Regions from separate parts of the Mus musculus genome. Here region 2 is linked to region 1. Evidence: chromatin loops called from intact Hi-C (ENCODE). Cell type or tissue: left cerebral cortex. All regions are shown on one strand.

Region 1 (8,000 bases):
CTCACTACTAGGTTATCCAATCTCAGTGGTCAGCACTAAACATATGCACAGGTGAGTGACACCAAATGGACCCAGCATATGTATGTATGTATATATATATGTATATATATATATATATATATATATATATATATATATATATATATATCCTAGGATCAGGTACAGGTCTAGGTTTAATTTTATTTCAATTTTTAAAAGAAACTCATTGCATCAGAGCAGAGTGTGAGGGAAGATCTCAGATATGTTCTTTGCACCACTAATGCTAAGTTCTAATTTATGACATTGTCTACCTACAGGATTCTTCCCTGTGCTCTTGATCCACTCTTTCTATGTGCCCTCAAGGCATAACATGACTCCCAAGTTCTCCCAAAAACTTTAGAAAGTGATCATAGAAAACCAGCACTCACCAGGTGCTGCCTGATAGGATCAATTATGGGTGTAGACACAGGCAAGTTGAGTAAAACTTAAAGCAGTATATGGTGTTTTGTATATTTTCTATCCTAATATGCCTGTTATCTTGCATGTATTATAATTTCACTGCCTTTAAAATAGGAAAAATGTTTAGATATAAGAAATCTATTATCCATTTGACTCCCTCGCAGAACTTAAGGTAGAATTTCAGTTTTGTGGTTGATATAACATACACACGACTAAATTCAAACCCAGGCTTTATTTCTTAAGAGTGCTGTAGTTGTGGGAAAAGTGTTTTCTGGGCCTCAACGTCCTTATCTATAAAATGGGCAGAGGAACAATAATGAATCACTGCTTCATAGGCCGCAAGGCTTTAATGAGAAGATGCAAGAAAAGCTGACTCCTGGCTCATAAAGGAGACTCAAGGGATATTGACTGTGACGGTTACTTTCTTACTGTTGTTGCATGTGTGGGAACATAGTAAAAATTACTTAAGTGTGTGGCTTTGTGCAGTTCCACTGAGGAGACCCACACATGTTCATGTCCCTTCCTTTCCACTCACTGAACGCGCTCAGTGACCCTGCTCTTTGTCATCATCCTGGAAAAAAGTGGGAGGAGGTGAAAGGAATCCTCTTTCTGACCATTCTGCACTGCTGTCGCCTGCTGTCCCAGCTGCCCTGGAGCACTATAATTACACATGTCACCATGCGGAGACTTGTACAAAAGAACCCAAGATAAGATGCTTGCCCTGGCAAGCTCATAACATCAAGGGCATTTGGATGGATATGTGAAGTAGAGACTGAATGGCAAAAGAAAAGAGAGGAAATGCCTTTAAATACAATAGCAAGAGGCACTGGATGGGATCTACAGCTCTCTGATTCCACAGGCCAAAGACCAAGACTCAGAGAGCTAAACGGACCTTCCTCTGGCCTGGATTTGTGGGAGTTTTGGGACCCAGTGCTCAGGTTCTTGGGCTGCCTACCTCCAGGGGAGGCTCTCAACAAAACCTACTAAGCAAGAAGAATGAGCCTCTAGGATGGGCCCAAAGTGTCAGGACCATTTTGATTTCACCTTTGTGCCCATAAATATGAACAGGCAGCGAGTGCTCTAGTCTATAGGAGATCTAGAATATATGTTAACAATTCTAATGGAATCGCCAGAAAGTATAATTGGCAGTGGCAGTCTGGAGGAAATTCTAAAATACGTGCTGAAATGAATTGGTGAGCATCAGCAAGGGGCTTGGGTTTTCTTTTGTTCAAAATATAGAACTTGTTTCTATATGGAATAGCCAAAATTGAGCTTCCTAGTCCTTAGAATTAGGACTCTGAAAAAAAGCTGTTTATCTATCATCTATTAATCTATCTATCTATCTATCTATCTGTCTGTCTGTCTGTTTGATTTTCTTTCTTAAGCATCATCAAGGACATAAATGTTCCCAACACTCTGAGGATATTTAATAACAACACACAAAGCGGTGATCTGATGGTCCTTCAGTGCATCTAACTTAAATCTGTCTCGATGAAGGTCAAAACGCAGATACTGACAGTATGCTTTTTAGTGAAGGTTGACTGGGGCGATGTAGCAGGAGCCATGCTCCTTCTCAGACAGTTTTTGGTAATCAAACAGTGGGCTGTCCTTTCAAATTCTAGATACTTTATCACTTGGCTTAGGATTGTCTAACATGGGTGGCTTTAAAAAATAAGGTGAGTGAAAAATGGAAGAGTTCCAGGCTCTCTGAAGGAAGAGTGACAGGAGAGGAAAACAGAAAGTTATTTATTATTTTCAAAGTGACTACAGAGAAAGGTTGAAAAGAAGGAGAGGAGAGATCTGTCACTGAAGGATACTTCCCTCACAGGGAAAATAAGAACCAACAAATAGAATTTGACTCATTCTTGCAAGTTTCACAGAGCATGAAAATGCCCCTTTAAAATTTCCTGCAAGCCATGTTGGCTATGGGATTTTTCCACTGCAAAGTGTGTCTAAGTTCAGGGGGCCGGGAAACACTAGGGGAAGGAGATTTTTGGAGGCTCGGGGCTCTGCTGACTGTCAGTTTAAAAAATGAAAGTAATATACAAGGGGCAAAGTGGCATTTATCATTCCATCTCTCCAGGCTCCTGTCTCTTTAATCAGCTTGATTTGCCCAGCAAATGATTCCTGAGTGTGTGTGTGTGTGTGTGTGTGTGTGTGTGTGTGTGTGTGTGTGCCCCTGCGCGCGCGTGTTGTAGCTCTGTCAATCCTTGGATTAGAACCAATGATTGCAGCTTGTAGGAGGGCTGTCCAGGGCCAGATTGTACAATGTGCCTCAGTGCCAGAGTATGAGTGGAGATAATTACGGAGAAGTCAGACTCTCTCTCGCCCTCGGCTTCCTTGTTGTGTCCTTCAGCAAAACAGTGGATTTAAATCTCCTCGGACTAGCTTGAGAGCAACACAATCTATCAGGAGGAAAAAAGAAAGAGAGACAGAGGAAGAAAAAAAAACCGATCCTGACAAAAAAGAAGAAAAAGAAGAAAAAATATGAAAACCATCCAGGCAAAAATGCACAATTCTATCTCGTGGGCAATCTTCACGGGGCTGGCGGCTCTGTGCCTCTTCCAAGGTAAGACTGGCTTTTCATTTGCCTACAGCAGCCTCGGGAATGGTACCCAGTGCTGCAAGCATTTGCAGGCTCCCCGGGTCGGCTCCGCTGCGCGGTTTGCAGGTGGAAGCGCGAACGAACGTTTTAACCAGCATGGCTGGGACTTCATTCTCCCGACCAGGCTGTGAGAATATTGATTTGATTCTGGCTGCTACCGGAATGGGGGACTGTATGTGCATAAGTAAAACGTGTCTCTGCTGCTCCCCTTGGGTCCGTGGCTGTGCAGTGGCTCCCTAGCTTCATGCACATCCTTCACACTTACACAGCCCAGCACACATGTACGCAGGGGATCGGCGCAGATGGGGAGGGCAGCCGGGTTGCGAATGTGCTGCTTATGCGACTGGGGAGAAATTACAGGAGGAAACTTTAAATATTGGCCAGTGAACTTGCAAAAGGAGCAAAGCGGGTGGAAACGCAGGATGGAAATAATCGGGTTCCTCCTGGAAGGTGCTGGCCAGCGGTCTGGCTTTGGAGAATAAATCCTTTCTCGGGAGCCTGAAAAACTGTTAGTTTTGAATCTGTTTGGGGGTGTGTTTGTGGCGGGGCTGGGACGGGGTGGGCGTTTCGAGCAGATAAAGGGCTGTGTAAGCAGTGGCGGCGGGCTGCGGTGGGCTCCGGAATTCAGGAAAGCCTTTCTAAGTTGAAAGGACAGAGGCACTAAGAGGCGAATGCTAATTTTCGGTCTACTTATTGGCAGCGGCAGCAGCTAAGCCAGGCTGCAGTTGCTGAGGCTGGCTTGCTCTCTGACCAGGTCTCTACAGTGTTCGCTCTGCTCATTTCAGGTGCATTTGGGAATCTGCTTCCACCTTGAGTCCATTTACTGCACTATGTGGTCCCTAACCCTGTGTCAGTCCTCCCATTGTGACTTCATCCTAGCCACGGAATTAGCAGCTAGGCAGCTTACCTTCCCTCCATCGTTGGGGGATCTAGGTTACCCCTTCACTATTAAAGATGTTGAAACTCAGAGACTGAGACAAGCTGAGAAACTTTGACAGGCTTGGTCCTGCAAGGTTCTCCAAGGGGCTTGGAGCCTGAGGCAGGGAGGAGGGGAGGCAAGGCTCTCCATCCAATGCAGTTGCATTCCCAGAGGAAAGTTCTGTCTGGCAGAGTGAGAAGAGATGACAGTCCCAGGGCTGCCTCCTCCGCTCCCAGTACAGTACAGAGTTCTTATGATCTTGCTGAGAATCCTAAGCTCTGACCCCTTCTGAGTGATGGGCCCTGTCCTCTACAGATCTCTATGAGGTGGTCAGAGGGACCAGGCTGGAAGAAGAATCAGATGCAAATGGTGTGCATCTTGGCTGTGGCTTAGCAAGGAAAAGAAGGGAGAAGGGCAGAATTAGCCCATGATATGGAGGTCCAGGGTGGAGGATCATGCAGGAATACCCATGAAACTGTCACGCTGAACCTCAGGGGCTCAACCTTTGAGCTTTCCATCTTGTGCCTTGGGCATTGGGATGTAGAGGTACAAGGAGACTAGAGTCATCTTCTCTTGACTCCTCTTACGTAATATGGAGCAGGATCAGTGTCTATGTATGTGTGTATGTGTGTGTGTATATATATGAGTGTACTCTGCTTATTCCTGGCACCTTGCATTACACAAACTGAGTCTACAGCCCTAATACTGGCAGTAGGGAAACTGAGTTCAAGGCCAGTGCCCCCCCCCCCCGCCCCCAGGGAAATATGTCCTTGCCTTCTGACAGCAGAAATGAAAACTAACTCGTCAAGGCATGGGGTAAGGTGTCAGAGAATAGGGGAGGGAGACCCATGTCTTCGATAACTGTCACCTGTCTTGAGAGCCTCTCTTCTGCTTCTAACATCAACCTGGAGACAACTGCCAAATCCCACCATCAGCAGCCCCATTGGCTATACCCCAGGAGCCCCAGGGCCAAACAGAATTTACATATAAATTAGCATAACTTTTCATTAGAAATAAATGCAGAGAAGCATAATATTTGCTTGTACTTCAAATAGCCCCAAATAGAGAAGTAGAAAGAAACCAATTTCCCCAGGTGAAGTATGATTTTTATAGTCTTGCTCACATCCTGGGGGCGGAGGAGGGACGAGGAGAGGCATATCTCAGATCTGGTCCCCTTCTACTAAATTTTGAATTTCCCAAGGAGAATGATAGCTTTATTTGTGCTGGCTGCAACCAGGGACTTCTAAATAGGCTTCCAAGGCTGCTCAATTTTAAGACAGTGTGACCCCTAGAGACCCCATACCACATGCCAGTGGGACATGGCAAAGGTGATGTCTGTTTTACTTTCAGGGAAGGAAGCAGAGGCTGCCAGCTATCTCTTATCAAACTTACAGAATTACTGAGGCAGCCCAGGTCTTGCCTGCAATAATCCACCCCTATTGCATTGACCCAGCGGGACTAGTTAGAATGCAGCGCACATTCCAAGGCAATTTTTTCTCCTCCTCTGTTTTTGTTTTAAGCTGACTCTTCCCACGGCTGCTACTTCTGGGTTTCTTGCCTCTTGGAAAGGTGTATGGCTCTAGTGGCAGGTTAGGGACACCCTCCCTGATCCATTTCCTTCCCCCCAACCCAGTAGCAACAGAGATGCAGTTTAGGGAGGGGGGGCGGTTAGGGGATTCAAAATGATTCCTGTGACAGGTCTGGGAGGCAGGGGAGGCATTGATTAGCTCCCTGGGGTCTGCCCTGAGAAGCACCAGGGTAGGTTAACTAGAGGAGGCTCTTTCTGGAGACTGGAGTGAGGGAGCAGGGTTGGGCACTTTCCTTCCCAGCACACTGCCCACCTTCTGCCAGCAGAGGTTCTGAAAGCCAATGGCTGGGTGCACTGCAGATTTTCTCTTTCTAGAAACCAAGCATCCCTCTTTTCGGAGATCGTGGCTCCATCCAACACCTTTCCATTCGTGAGGTTATTTTCTTTCCCAACCCTCCCAATTCTCCTCCTCTCAGATCCCACATCAAGGCACCTCCTTGTTGGAAATTCAGAATTGATGGGAGAAGCGAGACTCACTTCCCACTGTCCTTAGCTTGCAGCTGGGGTCACGGGCACCATGCAGATCACCTAACTCCCTTGTGTGCACTCACAGTAAGCTTGTGGCTTGCCTCAGCATCCAAGCTGGGTAGTTCTGAGATGGGAATAAGGTGGATGAGACCAAATAGTCCTCATGGGCAACATGTAATAATCAATTCCAGGTGATGAGGCCTAAGGCCTGCTGAGGGAATTGTGCATACTTGGAAACATGACCAGAAGGGTATGGACAAGAGAAGAACCCCTCAAAAAGGATCATGGCTGCAATGCTTGGAGCTGCCTACATGGGGTTCATCATGATCTAAGGTGTAGAATGCTATCGAGACAGTTTCCATCCACTCTTCCTGCTAGAGACTGCACTACACAAAGTGCTGATCCTCTGAGCTCAGCAATGTCAGGCAGCCAAGCAGCACCAGGCAGGAGCAACAGGCCTTGAAGATGAACGAAAGACACTCTTGGAACTGCAGCTTACAGTTTCAGAGTTAGCAGGTGCAACCTGGTTCTGCTACTGACTATTTTTCCCTTAAAGTAAACTAGAAATATAAGAATCCCTTTTGTTAGTCATGATGCTAATGACTAGTGCCCTGGCTTCTCTTCTTTTGGGGAAAGTTTCCCCTTCAGCACAGGTTCCTTTTAAGTGGTCCAAGAAAGTCACTATAAAGTACCTATCTGAATTGGGCATGGTCATCCAAGTCTTTAATCTTAGCACTAGGGAGGCAGAGACAGGCGGCTCTCTGTGAGTTCGAGGCCTGCCTGGTCTATACAGAGAGTTCCAGGACAGCCAGGGCTACACAGAGAAACACTGTCTTAGGGGAAAAAAAAAAACAGCAATAACAACAACAACAACAACAACAACAACAACAACAACAGCAAAACTTTCTAGGCTCCTGGAAAAGGAGGGAAATGCCAATTCAGATTTCTTTCTAGTAATTCACTGGGATCTCTTTGCCCATACATACATATCTGCAGAATTAGGGGACAATGACTAATATTGTCTCTGGCTGAGTGTCATAGATGGGCCAGACAAACTAGGTTATCTCATGGACTGACTAGGGTATCTCATGGACTGACTAGGTTATCTCATGGACTGACTAGGGTATCTCATGGACTGACTAGGGTATCTCATGGACTGACTAGGTTATCTCATGGACTGACTAGGGTATCTCATGGACTGACTAGGGTATCTCATGGACTGACTAGGGTATCTCATGGACTGACTAGGGTATCTCATGGACTGACTAGGTTATCTCATGGACTGACTAGGGTATCTCATGGACTGACTAGGGTATCTCATGGACTGACTAGGTTATCTCATGGACTGACTAGGGTATCTCATGGACTGACTAGGTTATCTCATGGACTGACTAGGGTATCTCATGGACTGACTAGGTTATCTCATGGACTGACTAGGTTATCTCATGGACTGACTAGGTTATCTCATGGACTGACTAGGTTATCTCATGGACTGACTAGGTTATCTCATGGACTGAAATGAGTATACAATATCCCAAGAAGCTACAGAACTTGTGAGTCTGCACTGCCTGCATGATTCTGTCACATCCAGGAAGCATGCCCTAGAAAGATTTGTAGTATTCTTGATGACCCCTCCTGGTAAAAACACCCTCTGGACAAGACTGGCAAGTCTGGGATTTGACTCTCTGCCAAGCATTTTGTTGTTGTTGAGAGTCCTTGGCCTCCTGCTCACAAACCAGTGACATCAGAGGCCTTACATACTTCAAATACCTCAACTCCAGGTGTCAAGCCATCTCTAGGGACCTGAGTCCAGCTCAGTTGGGAACCTGAGCATCTCTGGGCTCAATTCTTTTCTGTGTTCTCTAGAGGGAAAATAAATATTTCCCTCCAAGAGCCTGTCTCCCCACCTGCCTGACAGGCCGGGGAGTGACTCCCCTGGGTGTTGTAAGGACTCATTAATGCTTGTAACACTCCAAACATGT
Region 2 (8,000 bases), 210 kb after region 1:
TTCTTTCTTTCTTTCTTTCTTTCTTTCTTTCTTTCTTTCTTTCTTTTTGAAAAAGTGACCCAATTTCTACTTCAGCTTGATTCTGTGGTACTTAGCACTAGAGACTCCATTTTGCTGGAGCCAGTCCCAAAAAGTGGCCACTATAAGCCTTCTTTCCTGTTAGGTACCCAAGGGATGCTTCCAAGCCTACACTTCATCCAAAGCCCCAACCAGGTCCTTACTTTCCCTGCTTATTCTCTGGATAAGCTGTTTCCCCTAAACACCCTAAGCCCCCAGGCATGCTCTCTGTCTCAAAGGAAAACATACTGATGCTGTTCTGTGGAGGCCTTTCATACTGGGGATTTCAAAATCTCCCTCTGGGAGCTGAGTTGCATCTCCTTGGAAGTGCGGCCAAGAGACTGTGATCTGTCACTGTGCAAATGGAGGTGAGTGAGAGGTCCCAACCCTCTCTAACTCCCAAAGAACCTATTGCAGCAAAGGGTAAGCCCTGTAACTCAGCCCCACAGTGAAGCAGCTTGACTACTTCTAAAGCCACACCCCTGCCTGTGTTCTCTACTCTGAGATCTTTTCTAAATGAACAACACTAATAGCCTTGCAAAGGGAACTATGGACAAGAATGGACACTGACTGGCACCCTGCAGGAAGTGAGAAACATGGCAGAAAGTGTCTAGCTCTCCTCACTTCTCATTGGTCTCTGCCTCCAGAATGCTAACTATATGTAAATGAACCCCTCAGATTTTTATAGAATCTAGCAGTAGCACTTCTAAATTTAAGGAAGATAGTGCTAAAGTTAACTTCATAGTTAAGCCTTGCACTTGCCTGAATTTTAAATTGTACCTATTAGGTTTTTGTTTTTTGTTTGTTTGTTTGTCTTTTGCTTTGTTCTGTTCTGCTTTGTTATTTTTTTTTATTCTGGATAATCCTGTCTCGTTTGAGCATAGGAATCATATATATATATGATTATATATATGATATATATATATATATATATATATATATATATATATATATATATAATTTTTTACTCAATGATTGACCAATGGTGAATGATCTCAAAGCACTTAGGATGCTTAGGATGGAGCCTCTCAGCTACATAGTTCATGCTCTGTGATTTATCCATGACATTACCGTCAGCCCCTGTTTGACCTCATGGAGGCCTTCTGAGCACAGTGTCTTAGGTGATTTCTAGTGTGTAGACATCATAATGGAACCATGCAAACTAAGGTGGCTAAGACCCCAGGAGGCCAACAATCTTCTGATACCACCGTCACATATGTAATCCATCTCTGTCCTGGTTTGCTGCCTCTTGCTGTTATAACAAACTGATCCAAACCAACTTGTGGAGGGAAGACTTTATTTCAGTTTACAGGTTGTAGTCCATCCTTAAGAGGGAAGACAGGGAGGAGCTCAAGCAAGAACCTGGAGACAGGAATTGAGGCAAAGACAGTGACAAAGCATTGCTTACTAGCTTGATTGCTTTCGCTTGTTCAGTTACTATTTTTACCCAGTCCCTGCCCACAGGCCTAGGGATAGCACTACCCATAGTGGGCTGGGCTGTCCTATATCAACTGATAATTAGCAAAAATGCACCACAGACATGGCCACTGACAATCTGACAGAGTCAATTCCTTAGGTGTGTCAAATTGACAGCCAAAATTAGCTGTCACAATCTTTGACCACAGTGTGTATTTATAATTATCATTGGTACATTCCCCTTATCTACTAGAAGATAACCTCTTCTCTGACTTAATGAGTCCGGGGGTAATGCACATAACATTAGAGTTAAGCTTCTCTCTCTCTCTCTCTCTCTCTCTCTCTCTCTCTCTCTCTCTCTGTGTGTGTGTGTGTGTGTGTGTGTGTGTGTGTGTGACACGTCATGATCTTCAACTCTCTCCTTTCCCAGGTTTTATTATGCTGTCTGAGAGTTCCTTTTAACCAGGATCTTAAGGAAATTCAGTAGGATAGTTTCCTTAGGGACAATGGCTCCAAATGGAGCTGGATAGGTTGATGTCAGTGCCTCCCCTTTACATGTGGAGTCCAGTCTGCCTTGCTCCCTTTGATGATCCAGTGCATCACTAACCTGTTTCCACAGTGCCTGGGAAGTTATATTCGAAGCTGGTCTCTGAGCCCTTAGTTCCAACAGAAGGGATTATGTTCTTGGGTTTTCCAATTGGATTAGGACTCCTATGCGGAATGCCATCCTGCTGGCCCTGGGAAGAAGAGAAGTCTGTCTCATCTCTCTGTACCTAGAATTTAAATAGTTTCAGAGAAGTTTCAAGCCCCTTAGCGGTAACTCAGCACCTTATATTCCCTAATACATCACACAGATGTCCCATTATCTAATTGTAAAATCCTTGTAGCAAATAGATATTAAAACAGTAAATCTAAGGTATCTTTTTCATGCTGTATTAAGGCAAAATATCTGTTAGCACTGTGTTAACACAAGACAATATACTGCCCTCACCTGCTATTTTTCATACGCCTCCAGAAAAAGAACCCTAGTGATTGCACAAATCGGGGAAGTGCGTTGTCCGTCCTTTCAGACTCACGGCCTTCCACAGATCAAAGAACATTTTTTAAAAAAATTTTAATTAGTTACCAGACCAAGTGGCCTAGGAAGTGTAAATTCATATCTGCTAAACCCAGATGGAGACTCAAAAAGAGAGGAAGCAGTGCCTTCGCATCACAGAACATTTTCCAGGCAGAAACTTGCTGAATCCTTGCATGGGCTCAGAACTAAGTAACAAGCCATTTATCCTAAATTGCATAAGGGTTGTTTCTGCCCTGTGGTTCTCCATAGACAAACCCTGTGAAGTCTTTCATCTCCACTCTAGAATCAATTACTCCTTTGTCCCTAAAGTCTCCAACTAGGATATGTGATATGAGCACCTACTATGTGCACATCTTTCTAACAATGTAGATGCCCCTTGCTGTGGGGGCTCATTTTAGTCACAAGTGATTAGTTTTCTTAGATCCAGAAAAGTACCATGGTGGATGATGCTCTATCAGAGCTCAAACCACACAGGCCAGGTACCTTTCCAAGAGGCTATCGTCCTTCATCCTCACGGGATGCCTGAAATAGCAAGTAGTGTTAAAACCTCTTCAGACTGGGTTTTGGTTATGGATACATATCTGTGAAGTTTAACTGACATATGTGTCATAGTATGAGATTAACAGTAACTAACAGTACAATACAATGATATACACAAAGCTGGAGCAATGGCTCAGTGGGTGAGAGTATTTGTTGCTTTTGCACGGGGCCTCAATTCTGTTCTCAGCAGCCCTGTTCCCAGGCACCTGTAACTCCAGCTCTAGGGCACTGGTTATTTTCTTCTTCCTTCTGCTGGAACCTGCACTCATGTGCACATCCCTACATTCAGACATCATGATTACGATGAAATAAATCTTTTAAGAGACACTAAAACCCCTGTCATCCTGGAGTGGAAAGTATGTGAATATGGTTTCTTGTATGTGCCTGTGCAGATGTGACTAGCTGAAAAGCTAACACCCTCACTTTCTTGTGATGGTGGTGATGACAAGCCACAAGAGGTAAAGCTTCAGGAAGCAAAGCTGGGGGTGAGGGCAGGCTATTGTACACTGGGGTTAGTGGAAGTAAAAAGGCCAAGGCTTAACTGGCTACAAATCCTTTGTGCTGACACCTGCTGGAGAGAAGTGGAGCTCATGTCTCCAGGTGGCTGCCCTATGATTTTCTTGAGGACTTATGAAGCAGCCAATCACATAAAACCACTTGCAACCATTCCCAATACCTGTGATGTCTTGAAAAGTGATCTGGTCAGCACCTAGTTTTTTTATGACCGCTACCCACCCAGCCAGCACTTTCTAATAATACTCTGCCTTTAGCCCCCAGGATCGCATAGCAATCTACAAAGATTAATTAGAAGTGCTTTTCAGTGCTCCTTCTTGGTAGAGACAAGAATGGAAGCTACTAAAAGGGAAGTAAATTAGCCTCCCTGAGGGTTGGAAGGGAGGGTTCTGCCTGAGGGCACCTCTGGTTCAAGCCAGGGCTGTATTTGAAAACCAAAACTCTTGAGACCTGGGAACCAACAGAGAAACAATGTCATCAGATACTCCAAAAGGATTTAAGTGTAAGAAAATAAGGAGGCTGCCTGTGTTTATTCTTTTACTTGAAAAATGATGTAAACACCCAAATTTGTTACTATCTCCTTCCACGCGATTCCTGGCAAGATGCCCAAGATTAACTGACGTTTTGAGAGATTCCAGTATCCACACCATAACAGGCCCTTGCACTCTGCTCTTCCCTTAACCAGAATCTGCACCCCCATTCCTGAGAAGCTTGAGGGGCTCACAGGGGTAAAGGCAACCGTTGGATGCCTGTCTGTTTGGAAGCCGCCCTAAGCCTGGTGCTTGGTTCCTTCGGCAAAGAACCTGGAGTGGTGGGAGAGAAAGGCGGCATCGGGCCATTGAGGAAGTGCAGCTGCAGAGTGCCAAGGGGGAGGGGCCGGAGCTTCAGTGACGCTCTGTTTTATTCTTGCAACCAAGGCACAAATTAAAGCAAAATTAGAGACTTTCTTCAGGCATTGGATGACGGGAGGAGAAGGAAGATGGGGAAGCAGAGCTTTTAAGGACAGCGATTTGAGAACATCCGAGACAAATCAAGCTGGTGGCTGACTCTCTTCTTTTTTTTTTTATTGTGGAGTACTTACTGACTTTCCTTTTGGATTCCGGAGGGCTTCCCTTCCCCCCTATCTTTCCCTTTTTGCACCACGTACATGTAAATGTGATTGAGGAGTCTCTCGCCAGATCTGCTGCCTCGGCAGCCTTCCTGCCAGCTGGCCAGGCTGGGGAACCACGCTGGAGGCTGGCTGTGATGGACTACTTCCACAGGCTGCCTGGGGGGAAGTTTGCATCCGGAGGGGCTCCAGAGACCCTCTTGGCGGTTGAATAGCCGAAGGAAAAAAAGGCGAAGATGGAGGACCCTTTCAGCAGACCCCAAACCTCTTCTCTTGGCCCTCAGAAGACGTCCAAAATACCCCCACCATTTCGCCTGGCTAGACATTGGCCGCTGTTGTCAGTGTCCCATTCCCTGAAGAATTTCTGATGCTCAAAGTCCAGGTAGATCTAGAAAGCTATGCTCCACACCCTCCTTTCTCTTTCCAGCTAGGCTGTGCCAGTAAAACTCCAAGAGAATCTTATGCAGTGCTTACCCCCTCTAGACTACTGTAGCTGGTAGACAGCCCTAGTGTTTCTGGACTCAGCTTCGGTCTGTGTTTGTCTCCTGCACCTGTCTCCTTCCCACCTTGCCCTCAGATCGTATCCATTTCTTTATATTTTTTTTCTTACCGTCTTTCCTTTTCTCTTATGATGTACCAGACCCTATCTTCAGTAATTTGACTTCCCAAAGAGTCTGTGGAGCAAGCTCACAAACTCTTAGGGAACCTAACCTTGCCTGTTACTGACTGGTAACCTGTCTTTAATGTTCAAAGAGATTATATTTTCTCACAGGAATTTGGGGGAACTTAGGGGTCATCATTGGTATAGGTGATTGGCAGATGTTCACCAGGATATCTTAGGAGAGCTCTTAAGAACCTCCCCCTGACCCTAAGGATAATCACATCCTAACCCCCTCCCAATAAGCAGGTAGTATGTTTATTGGCTCAATTATAACTGATAGCGTAAAAACAGCAAAAACAGTTCTCATCTGAAAGAGGTAGTTTATTATAGAGCCAAATAGCCCCAAAACACAGATTCAGGGGTACTCAAAATTCGATGTTTTGGCATGGCAACAGTTTCAATAAATTTCCTTGCTGCAAAACCAAAGAACAAAGACAGCCACAAATCAAGACACTTTTAAAAACTACATTGGTGGTCATAGGTTGCAGCAAAGCAGAGAAAGCGCTGCCATAGTTCTTGATGGTATATAATAAAGTTCTTAGCTCTCGGGTTGGTGGGATGTAGTTGAATGCTAAGTTAATGCATTTGAAAGGCCTCAGGTGATAGTCACTGAAATGTTAGGTCAGTTATAAATGTGGGCTCCTTAGAGGGCTAAAGATAGTCCAAGACACTTTTTAAGCAGATGCAATGCCTTCGTCATTCCAACCTCCCCGTAACCATTGACATTCTAATTCTTTAATCAGCCTTTGTAGAATGTGCCATGTAAGGAGAGACTGCTTTCCAGAATCTTCTATTTATTAAACAGAACATGGAAGAGCAGTGGGGTTCGAGTACCATGACGAAGGTAGAAGTAGATAATAGCTCTCATCTTAGGCAAGATTTCTCACTCTCCCTCACCTTGCTCACGGTGGATGAAACCAGTTGCAGGTGGTGCAGCATTCTTTAGAGATGATGAGAGACAAACACCTGCCACCAGTCACATGAGCCAGCTGGAACACATCTCCTCCCTTCTAGCTGAGCCCTCAGACAAGACCACAGTCCTGACCAAAACATTGCTGTAACTCCTCAGAAAGCTTAAGCCAGAAGTGCCCTGAGAGGCTGTCCCAGACTTCTGGCTCCAGAAGATGCTAAGTAACAGTGTCCTGTTTTGAGTTGAGGTATTGGTTGCACAGAAATAGATCAAGAAGGCAGTGAACACACAACCCCTGCCACCTTCTATCCAATTCTCATATTGTATTAAAGAAAAAGACTATGGAATCTCAAAGAGAAAACCTACAACAGCTGCTTAGCACCAAGAGACTCCTTTCAAAATATTTTTAAGTCTCTGGAAGGAAGAATCTACGTCACTATTTTCACACTGGCTACGTCCGACATAGCCCAACTTCAGTTCGTGAGAGAGGGCTCTGGAAATGAACTAACTCATCAAAGTAATTGAAGTGTCTTAAAAATAAGCAAATGATCAATTAGAAGCAATGGAGACAACAGAAGTACAAAGAAATGAGCAGTACCTTTCACAGTGCTGGCTGGCTCTTTCTGCTATTGTACATAATGAAAACCACTAAAAGTTCCCTGCCCACATTCCAGAACCAGGTTCCTCCCAGTCTTCAACGACTCAACACCATTGAACTCATTGAAGACCATACACGTCACTAAGTGCCAATCTGACATGTTTCCACCTTCACCATTGTCGAGTATTTTCCTTATTCCCATGTTCTACCCCCTATAAAACCTGCCATCACGACCTGGTCTGCTGATGCTTCTATCCCTGCTCAGAGGCAGCCTTTTTGCATCCCACTTCCCCAATAAATCTCTTGCAAGAAGTCTGTTGTTTGGTGTGATTTTGTCATTCCTTGGGCCCAATCACCAAGATATGCTTTGACTGCAAAACCCTTTCACCTGCAGTGTTCCAGAGAGGGGCCTGCTGCAGAGCTAGCTGACTATGGCTGCAGTGTTCCAGAGAGGGGCCTACTCCAGAGCTGGCTGTCTATGGCTTCAGTGATCCAGAGAAGGGCCTGCTGCAGAGCTGGCTGGCTGTGGCTGAAGTGTTCCAGAGAGAGACCTGCTGCAGAGATAGCTATGTCTGCATTTTTCCTTGGCTTACATTAACTACATTATTGCCATCCTCAGCTTCCTCCCATGAGAAAATTCTATTACTACCACGATTTTACAAACAGGACAACTAAATACACTTTCTAACTTTACATAACTACTTCAAAGTTTGCATTTTAACCACATTCTTCTGCACTGACATCTATTATGCCTAAGTTTTAAATGTCAACTTGCTGCAACCTAGGATTACCTGGGAAGGAAACTTGTATAGAAAATTACCTGTGAGCACACCTGTGTGGGGTTGTCTCCATTGAGGTGGGGTGGAAGACCCTCCCTGAATGTGGTACCATTTTGTGGGATAGACACTGACTGTGCTGCATGAGTAAAGAAAACTATCTTTGAGCAAGCAAGGGTCCATTTGTCTCTTTCTGTTGTAGACTCTGGATAGACTGTGTAGCTGCTGAAGTTTCTGCCTTGGCTTCCCCGACATGTGGGGCTGGAACCTGGAATTGTAAACCAAACTGAGCCCTCCCCTCAGTCGTGCTGCCTCATATCAGATTATGTGTCAGAGCCACAGA

What was found. Peaks named below come from ENCODE experiments on the same cell type or tissue, not always from the same donor. Only the 100,000 strongest peaks of a DNase experiment are listed, where the experiment ranks them.
Region 2: it touches region 1 in a loop (9-fold over the local background); 2 of 42 quality-filtered maps call a loop at or near these places.

The regions. Positions count from the first base shown.
Region 1 is chr9:29,957,852-29,965,851 of GRCm38, reverse strand. It overlaps a transcript of Ntm not described here. Among named protein-coding and RNA genes, the nearest start is that of Gm15521, 330 kb to the right of the region's middle. In left cerebral cortex, a CTCF peak has its summit at 5,784; DNase peaks (open chromatin) are centred at 4,533, 4,970, 5,298, 5,840 and 5 more places; H3K4me3 peaks cover 3,942 bases; H3K27ac peaks cover 4,315 bases.
Region 2 is chr9:29,747,246-29,755,245 of GRCm38, reverse strand. It overlaps a transcript of Ntm not described here. Among named protein-coding and RNA genes, the nearest start is that of Gm15521, 120 kb to the right of the region's middle. In left cerebral cortex, a CTCF peak has its summit at 3,674 (motif pointing left); DNase peaks (open chromatin) are centred at 3,694, 4,511, 4,697, 5,166 and 1 more place; H3K4me3 peaks cover 910 bases; H3K27ac peaks cover 1,398 bases.